Regions from separate parts of the Homo sapiens genome. Here region 1 is linked to region 2. A link is a loop called in an ENCODE intact Hi-C map of the cell type or tissue named here. Cell type or tissue: heart right ventricle. All regions are shown on one strand. Links, peaks and the distances in the headings refer to the core of each region. The heading gives the core; the rest is flanking DNA.

Evidence for each region. Peaks named below come from ENCODE experiments on the same cell type or tissue, not always from the same donor. Only the 100,000 strongest peaks of a DNase experiment are listed, where the experiment ranks them.
Region 1: it touches region 2 in a loop (2.9-fold over the local background); 17 of 110 quality-filtered maps call a loop at or near these places.

What each region holds. Positions count from the first base shown.
Region 1 is chr4:85,952,998-85,957,395 of GRCh38, reverse strand. The region is part of intron 5 of ARHGAP24 (Rho GTPase activating protein 24); the gene reads right to left. Among named protein-coding and RNA genes, the nearest start is that of MAPK10-AS1, 160 kb to the left of the region's middle. In heart right ventricle, for the core only: no CTCF peak of the experiment used is centred there; no DNase peak of the experiment used is centred there; H3K27ac peaks cover 432 bases.
Region 2 is chr4:85,082,275-85,086,672 of GRCh38, reverse strand. No RefSeq gene overlaps it. Among named protein-coding and RNA genes, the nearest start is that of WDFY3, 120 kb to the right of the region's middle. In heart right ventricle, for the core only: a CTCF peak has its summit at 2,086 (motif pointing left); no DNase peak of the experiment used is centred there; H3K27me3 peaks cover 320 bases.

The DNA of each region.
Region 1 (4,398 bases), core at 220-4,219, 870 kb before region 2:
CCAGGGACATTTAATAACATGTTCTTGTCATTGTGCTTATGTTACATTGACCTCGTGTTTATGCAAGTAGTGCTGGTTTTCAAAGAGCAATAATATATAAATTCCCTTTTACCCCAAAACTGATAAAGAAAACTGTGAATACATTTAAAGAAAAATATCAGTAAACCTAGTGCAGGCGTTATATGGAAATGGCTAAAATCATGAGGGTGAGAGACAGGACTAGCTGGATTTCCTAGGCTGACTAAGAATCCCTAAGCATAGCTGGGAAGGTGACTGCATCCACCTTTAAACAAGCGGCTTGCAACTTAGCTCACACCTGACCAATCAGATAGTAAAGAAAGCTCACTAAAATACTAATTAGGCAAAAACAGGAGGTAAAGAAATAGCCAATCATCTACCGCCTGAGAGCACAGCGGGAGGGACTATGATCGGGATATAAACCCAGGCATTTGAGCCAGCAACAGCTACCCTCTTTGGGTCCCCTCCCTTTGTATGGGAGCTCTGTTTTCACTCTATTAAATCTTGCAACTGCACTCTCTTCTGGTCCGTGTTTGTTAGGGCTGGAGCTGAGTTTTCACTCGCCATCCACCACTGCTTTTTGCTGCCTGCCGCTGACTTCCACCCTGGCTGGGTGTCGGCTGTGCTCCTGATTCAGCGAGGCGTCCATTGCCCCTCCCGATCGGGCTAAAGGCTTGCCATTGTTCTGCATCGCTAAGTGGGTTCCTCCTAATGGAGCTGAACACTAGTCACTGGGTTCCACGGTTCTCTTCCATGACCCACGGCTTCTAATAGAGCTATGACCCACGGCTTCTAATAGAGCTATAACACTGACTGCATGGACCAAGATTCCATTCCTTGGAATCCGTGAGGCCAAGAACCCCAGGTCAGAGAGCACAAGGCTTGCCACCATCTTCAAAGTGGCCCGCCACCATTTTGGAAGCGGCCCACCTCCATCTTGGGAGCTCTGGGAGCAAGAACCCCCGGGTAACAAGGGTAGTATGTGAATGAGAGAAGTTTGAGAAATACTTAAAGACAATAGTTATCAAATTTTGTCACACCATCATACCTTTAAGAAATGCATCAAAAAATAGGAACGTTAAGAGTTACTGTAAATAAACAGCTATTCAGGATTTTAGGGGCTAGCCCCTCTCCTTGACTTCAGAAAATCATTTAGTGTGCTGAAAATAGGTAGCCAGTTTACCATTTACACACACAGGGCTTGCCTTAGGCAAATTCCTGGGAGTCAGTTCTTTGCTTTTCCAACTCTTTAAGAATGTAAATTCCTCCCTTTTACTGGTTCACATGCCCTCAAGCTACCATTTGCTTTCTCCACTTTCTTCCATCAAGCCCTGCCCTAAGATCTTTTATTCACACTATGATATTGAGGCTCTATAACTGTACAGTTTGCTACTGAAATCTTTAGAGTTTGAGTTTTTGCATGGAATAAAGTGTAAAGAGGGAGGGGTGTATCTTTCAGGCTGTCTTGAAACTTCAGGCCCTATTCAGCAGGAAGGAAATCATGTATTTTACACATCAACTCTATACCCCAGAAAATAGTTTATCTCACAATAGCATATGGTTTGCCTAGCCCAGTCAGAACTGATATGTTGCTCCCAGTAATGGTGTGATGTTGATTCTGCTGCTATCCTTTCCCCATTTCATATATAAGAAACAGAGTTACATCAATTCTAATGATCAATGTCCTTTACCATACACTCCTGCAGCTGATAGTCTAGCTAGTATTTCCCAAGTTATGGTTTTAGGACCATGCATATAAGAATTACCTGGGAGATGAATGCCATGTGGAGATGGGGGCAGAGGTTGGAGTTATGTAGCTACAAGCCAAGGAACGACAAGGGTTGCTGGCAAATATCGGAATTTAAGAGACAGGCATGAAACAGATACTTCCCTAAATCCTTCAGAGAGAGCATGGCTCTGCTGACATCTTGATTTGGATTTTCAGCTTCCAGAAATATGAGATAATAAGTTACAGTTTTTGTTTTGTTTTGTTTTGTTTTTAGCTACCCAGTTTGCAATGCTTTTTTATGGCAACCCTAGGAAAATAATACAGGGATCATGGAAAACTCCAGAAGGAAGGGGAATTGGGTGAATTTGTTAGGCTCTTCCAACTGGAAAGGAGCACATGCTGAGGGTCGGGGTGGGGGGTAGGCGGGGGGAGCATGGGCTTATTCAAATAGTCATGTATAGGGACTTGGATTTTAAAACAGAAAAGGGACAGGTTCTGCTGTTTAGAAAGAGATCTGGGCTCTGGGCCGAGAGCAGCCCTTCTACTACTGAACAGCAGCAGCAAAGCCATGAGAATGTGTAGCACTGCCTCAGTACAAACACTCAAACATTTTATTATTTATTTATTTATTTATTTTTGAGACAGAGTTTCACTCTTTTTGCCCAGGCTGGAGTGCAATGGCACAATCTCGGCTCACCGCAACCTCCGCCTCCTGGGTTCAAGTGATTCTCCTGCCTCAGCCTCCTGAGGAGCTGGGATTACAGGCATGCGCCACCACACCCAGCTAATTTTTTGTATTTTTTAGTAGAGACAGGGTTTCTCCATGTTGGCCAGGCTGGTCTTGAACTCCCGACCTCAGGTGATACACCCGCCTTGGCCTCCCAAAGTGCTGGGATTACAGGCGTGAGACACTGCACCCGGCCAAACATTTTAAATACTAAGCTAGAACAAATTAAAACAAGCAAGGATCTTCCAATTTTAGTATATGTGCTGCCGAGCATTTTAAATACTAAGCTAGAACAAATTAAAACAAGCAAGGATCTTCCAATTTTAGTATATGTGCTGCCGAAGGGAGCACGAGCAAGGATCTTCATTTGTAAAACAAGTAGGTATTAGGATATTCTCTTGATAAATGTTTGGTGCATACTATACGCCAGCTGTTGTGCTCAGAGAGGGGTGTAGCATCAGGACAGGTAAGGATCCTGCCCTCAAGGAGCTTAAATTGGCATGGGGAAGGCAGATGATAAGCAGTAAAGAAACAAACAAACAAGATAACTACTAAAGGAGCTCAAATGCCTTGAAGGGAATAAACAGAGTAATCTTAGATAGAAGCTTCAGGAAGTTGAGGATTAAATGAAATAATCAGGATAGTATCCAGCACAAGGTAGGTTATTATTGATAAAGTTACTATTCTTCCTTAAAGGATGAACATTTTATCTACTAACTACCTCCTGTATTTTAATTTGCAGCAGCAGATGATGGATTTTTCTGCCCTAAACAAAACATCTTTTTTTCTTGTTATGTTTGGGGCAGCTCATTTGTTTTAATGCAATGGTGGTCAAATGGGTTTTCCAATCTCTGATTGCAAAGTGCACATATGCTCTGTCAAAAACAAGAGCCTAGACTGAACAGACCAGATTTCAGAGCCCTCCACTGTTTCCTCTTCCTTTCCTCTGATCCCTGTAACCAACTCTCAGTCAGAGTGATCTCTGTTGCCTCACTGGCCCCAGCTTTTTGCCTTGGAGGACGGGCTTATTTACGTCTCCTTACAGCACCTTCTCCTGTCTTCCCTTGGAATCCAGATCTCATTCTCCCCTCCACATTGGACACTCTCCTCATTTCAACATCTTTATGCTTATAATAATTGCACTAGTGCCTATGAGTCTCCCTCTGCCCTGACCTCGTGCCTGCTCTCTGCCAGTCTCTCTGCTGGGTGCAGATGATAAATCCATGACTAAGAGGACAGGGTTCCTGCCTCTGGGCAGCACAGGCAGATTAAAAAAAAAAAAATCGCCTGTGGATTTACCATGCAGATTCCTAGGCATTCTCCAACCATTTAAATCAGAATGAGAGCAAGTGGGGTCTGGGTTTCTGAATCTTAAGGTATTTCTCTAAGTCATTCTTACACATACTGATACTGAAAAATCTCTCCTATGTCTGTAGTACTCCCTACTTTCAAGTTCACTTTTTCATAACTCAGTTCAGTAATTCCCAGACCTAAATTCCTTCCCAGAGGATTAAATTAAAATATGTCTGGCTTTTCTGTCTCCTAAATTTTAGGCTTTTATTTTTTCATTTTATCTCTGTGGACTTGCAGTTTATTTAGTCACCAAAACAAATTTGAAAAATAAGTGAAAGGGGAGAATAGCAGAAAGAGGAACAAGGGAAGTGTGAACTGAGTATGTGGGTGGGCAGCTGGGGGACCTGAAACAGCAGTTGTTTTACAGGATTCTTGGACAGAATGTGTAAAATTACTGGCTTCATGAAGCCTCTGTCCTTGCTCCTGAACACTGTGTTGTTAAGAGCGTATTCTGTTGCCCAGCAGTTAATGCTAGGATGGTGACCACACTGCCATTCTTGACCCTACCTTCCCAACGCTTCCAAAATGTATCTTCTTGAACAGCTGATACCATCTGGAGGGCTTTGGTAAC
Region 2 (4,398 bases), core at 188-4,187:
AAATTACTTATAAAATGTCTCCTCAGTATACTAGTAAGCAGTTAGCAGTCTGGGATGGTAAAGCGTTTCTAAACCTTTGCTATCAGATTCTCTCAGGACATACAAATCTTTTCTAATAGTAGAACAATCTGGGCCAAGGAAAAAGAAAAAAGAAAATTCATTTTGTGTTTTAATTTTAATTATTTTTATTTAAGACCTAGTAGAGCAGAAATTGTCTACTGTCTGCAAAATATTGAGCATGTGCTTGATATCAATCCTTTGTGAAAGCTTCCAAACCAAACCTGAGAGATTCCAGGGTATGTTTCTCTGGCTTCTCAGTCCCTCTCGTGGTCTATGTTCTTTTCCTCAGTATAAAAGTGGCAGAACTATTTTGCATGGAGGAAGAAAAAGAACTAGCCTATCAAGCTAGCTATTGTTCAAGCTATAGTTCTGCCACCAGGCAAGCTTAAGTTAGCGTAGTAGAAATTGCCTGGATCTATATTTCTGTATATATAATGAATTCTGGCATGAAGGTTTCTTTAACAAAAGATTTGGACATGTTGTATGAAAACTGGAATTGTTAAATTGGCATAGTAAATAATACAGTTTGTGTTTACTTTTGCATTCCCAAAGCTTCTTTTTTTAGAATTATGGGGGATAGAGTATTGTGTTTTTTGCTACATTAAAAACCACTAATGAAGATGAGAGAAAGCACTTGCAAGATCTTTAGGATCAAATATCCTAACAAACCACCTAGTTATGTGTTGGTATGCAAAGACAATCATAAATTAATAGATATTTACTATGTGATATTTACCAAGTATATCTGAAGACAGGAGAAAATACATTTGTAGAACATTGATCTGCCCAGCTAATGTGATCTGAGTGATAAATTCAGGCCCACTTGCCAACAAGCCTGGTCAGTTGAAACTCCCTACTTAAAGGCCATTTTTAAGCACTATTATCAAAGTTCCCTTGGGGTGGATTTTCTCATTTGCCCTTCCAGATTCAGTCTCTAATTTCTTCTTCCTGTTCTGGACCCAAAGAGTTGATCTCTGTGTACCACATCTCAAGGCTCCCTTGCCCTCCGGCTTCTGGTTAAGATCTTCCCAATAAAGAGCAACTCAGGAAACCAGACAGACAGTGGAAGGAAAGAAAAGTCAGAATACTTAATCCTCACCATCCCCCTCACACACTCCCCATGGGCGCCTCAGGTTTGTAGTAGCTGCAGTCTTCTCTCTATATTCACAGCTCCTTATGGAAGGTGTCTACTCCGTGGCAAGGAATGGTAATAATTTCTCACTGTGAATAGTCCCACAGTGGTTCCCTATCACTTGTTGATGTCCCTGAGCTCTTCATTTAGGGAATTCACTAACTAGTTCCTTTACTAAATTCTCTCCAGTTACCCCATCTGTCAAGCGTGCCTTCTGTTTCCTGCTCAGATCATGACTAACAGAACCCATTTGGAAATGTAGTGTATCTACTAAGAGAGGAGTAACACAATGAAACAAAATTGAGCTACTTCTCCATTAAATCTGAAGTCCTTATTAAAATATGGAAATGGGTTTGTGTTTTGATTAGCCTGCATTCAAGGTTTTGACTCCAGAAGGATGAGACATAGAATAGGCATGTTTTGATGAAGGTAGAATTAAAAATCAGTGTGGTAAGTGCCCACAATGGAGCAGCTGGGACAGCAGGAACAGCAGCAGCTGGGAGAGGGAACTTTCTAAAAGAGAATGAGGAAAGTTGAAAACCATCTCTTTTGATTCCTAGGGGATACCAGAGAGGAGAATGAAACCACCACTTTGCAGTTTTGCCTAAGGCTAACTTTACTTATGCTCCCTAATGTTTTAGCTCAATATCCAATCACTGCAATTAAGAGAAACTATTGTTCTTTTCTTTATTCTAAGAGCTTATGCCTGTTTTCTATTTTATTATATGGCTTTCAGAAGTAAAGACCCAAATAAAATTTATTTTCTCCTAGTAAGAGTTTCTAAGATTAATATACTTGCACACAAAAATAAGCTGGTATACAGGTACGCATCAGCCAGTATACTTCATGTCTGGTAACACCACTGCCTTTCAACTTGCAACTCTTGCCACCTAGTGGCAAAATTTGGTCTTACAACTTGAGGATAACAACAAGTATGATTTCGGCTCTAAAAAAGACAACTTGAAATTCTTGATTTCTTACTTAAATCAAAATTTCCTACATTATACCATCATGTGGTAAAAAGTCGTCCACAGGATGATACTGTATAATGGACTTTTTAAATAATTAAAGCTAATTAAAATTAATATTAAAACATAAACATTTTGTCTTAGGATTCTGTCCACCTCCTTTCTTCCTTTAAGGCAAGATCAAGGGCCAGCCAAGTAAACCGAAAGCAAATTTGTTTGAAAATTAGCAATAGACATGTCTTTGACTTACTACTATCATAGTTTTCTTACAATAGTTATGAAATCTACAGGTTTCCAGTTAAACTTATTATCCCCTTTTCATGTCATATATTACAAAAATATTTTTAAATCTTATTCCTTAATTCAGAGGAGAGTAAATTCAATAGCCCACTTTTTATTTTCCCATGCACAACGTTCTTTCAAATTTAAGAAATTTTTTTTGTGTAAAGTACTGCTCTAGGTATTGACTTAATTGGAGAAAGAAAACCAGAAAAAAATCTTTGCCCTCACTTAAGTTATTAATTATATTTTTGAATACTCATAGAATTATAGGTATGTATAATTGAGAAGATAATTTAGAGATTAGCTAATTCAACCTGAATGTTTTGTTTGTAATTTTTTATTTACAAAGAAGAAAACTGAAATGCAATTGGTAGGAACAGAAGTTCTCAAAAGCCTATCTTTGAGTATTCACAATACTTTGGATTATAGCAAAGTTATATTTACAATGAGCTGTGGTACTTGTTACATTAAAAAAAAAAAAAAAAAACCTGAGTGTAACCCCAAGCAACTACTTTTTCAATACCCATCTCCTCTCTGTACCGGTCCCACCTGTATTAGTCTCCTGTCTGCCACTTTCTATGTTCTTCCCAGCGTATGTATTTGCTTCCCTGGTCTATCCCCAGGACTAGGGTCTTCTACTGGAAACCAACCTGCCTGACTAGGCCCCTGATGCCCCTTCTGGTTCCCACTCAGCCCTCCTTCAGCTGCAGGGTCAGATCCTGCTTTTTACCTGCCTCGGGCGGGCTTTCTTCTGAGACTGCAAAGAAGTCCTGGAAATCTACCTGAATTGGGGCAATATTGGCAATATCTACCTACTCAGCTATTGAATTATTATGATTTGCCTGATTCCGGTAGTGATACTTTGGTATCTGGTAGTGATACTTTGCAAACCACATATAAGTGTGACATCCTCTTTGAACGTTATGCTTTTATTTTTTTTTTTTTCATTAGTATCAACCATTGCCTTTGGAGCAGTGCCTCTAGCTCCAATTAATTTTCCAGTGGCTTTCTAGTTTATTTAGGCTCATTCTTATTATGAGACTTGCAAAATACCAACTAATAGATAATAGTAGAAGCTACAGCAGTTGACATGATAACCCAAGAATACGTATAAAAAAATAGGAAGGGAAGATACTCGGTATCACTTTGGAGACCCAATCCTCTCCCATTCTCAGGTCATGTGCTTCTGAGAGAGACATGGCCCAAATCCCAACTGCAGGAGTGAGTATGTGATCCAAGACTGGTAATTCCAAGTCCTCCCATCCCTTGATCGTAGTGACTGATTCAGGGATGATCTCAGAACCTAAGCTGGGCCAGTAAGTAACTATAGACATCTATAAAGTTATTGGGAACATCTGCTATCTGTAAAGATAACAGAAAAAAGGTAGTCGCTTCTCCCCAGCTTGTTAGCTATAAAGATAATATAAGCTGAGAGCACTTAGTGGTCAACTTTGTCATTACATGGGACTCACAGAATGGAGGACGCATAGCAGAGAGAGTCTGATGATGACATTGGAGTCCATGAATGAGGCCCACTCTACATTCTGTTATTGCTTCGGTTGTTCCGAATTGGGTTTTGATCACTAGCACCAGAGCATAGGACTTTGGCTAGCACCCATATTTTTGGTTGTATATGAAAAACAGGAAGAAATTAAATAAATTACATATGCTTACCAAATATTTATGAAGAGTAACAAGAAGACAAAGAGTTAAACAAAACGTGGTGGTGGTATAAGATGTAAGATGGATCAACAAAATCAAAATTAAAGTAAGTTCATGTGGTATGGAGATGAAGAAGAAATTATTGGACTTGATGATTAGATGATAATAGGTGACTTATAATAAAAGAGTTGTGGATATAAAAAACAGTATCAAGAATAGTGGTATATTCGTTCATTTTCACACTGCTGAAAAAGACATACCCAAGAATAAGCAATTTACAAAAGAAAGGTTTAA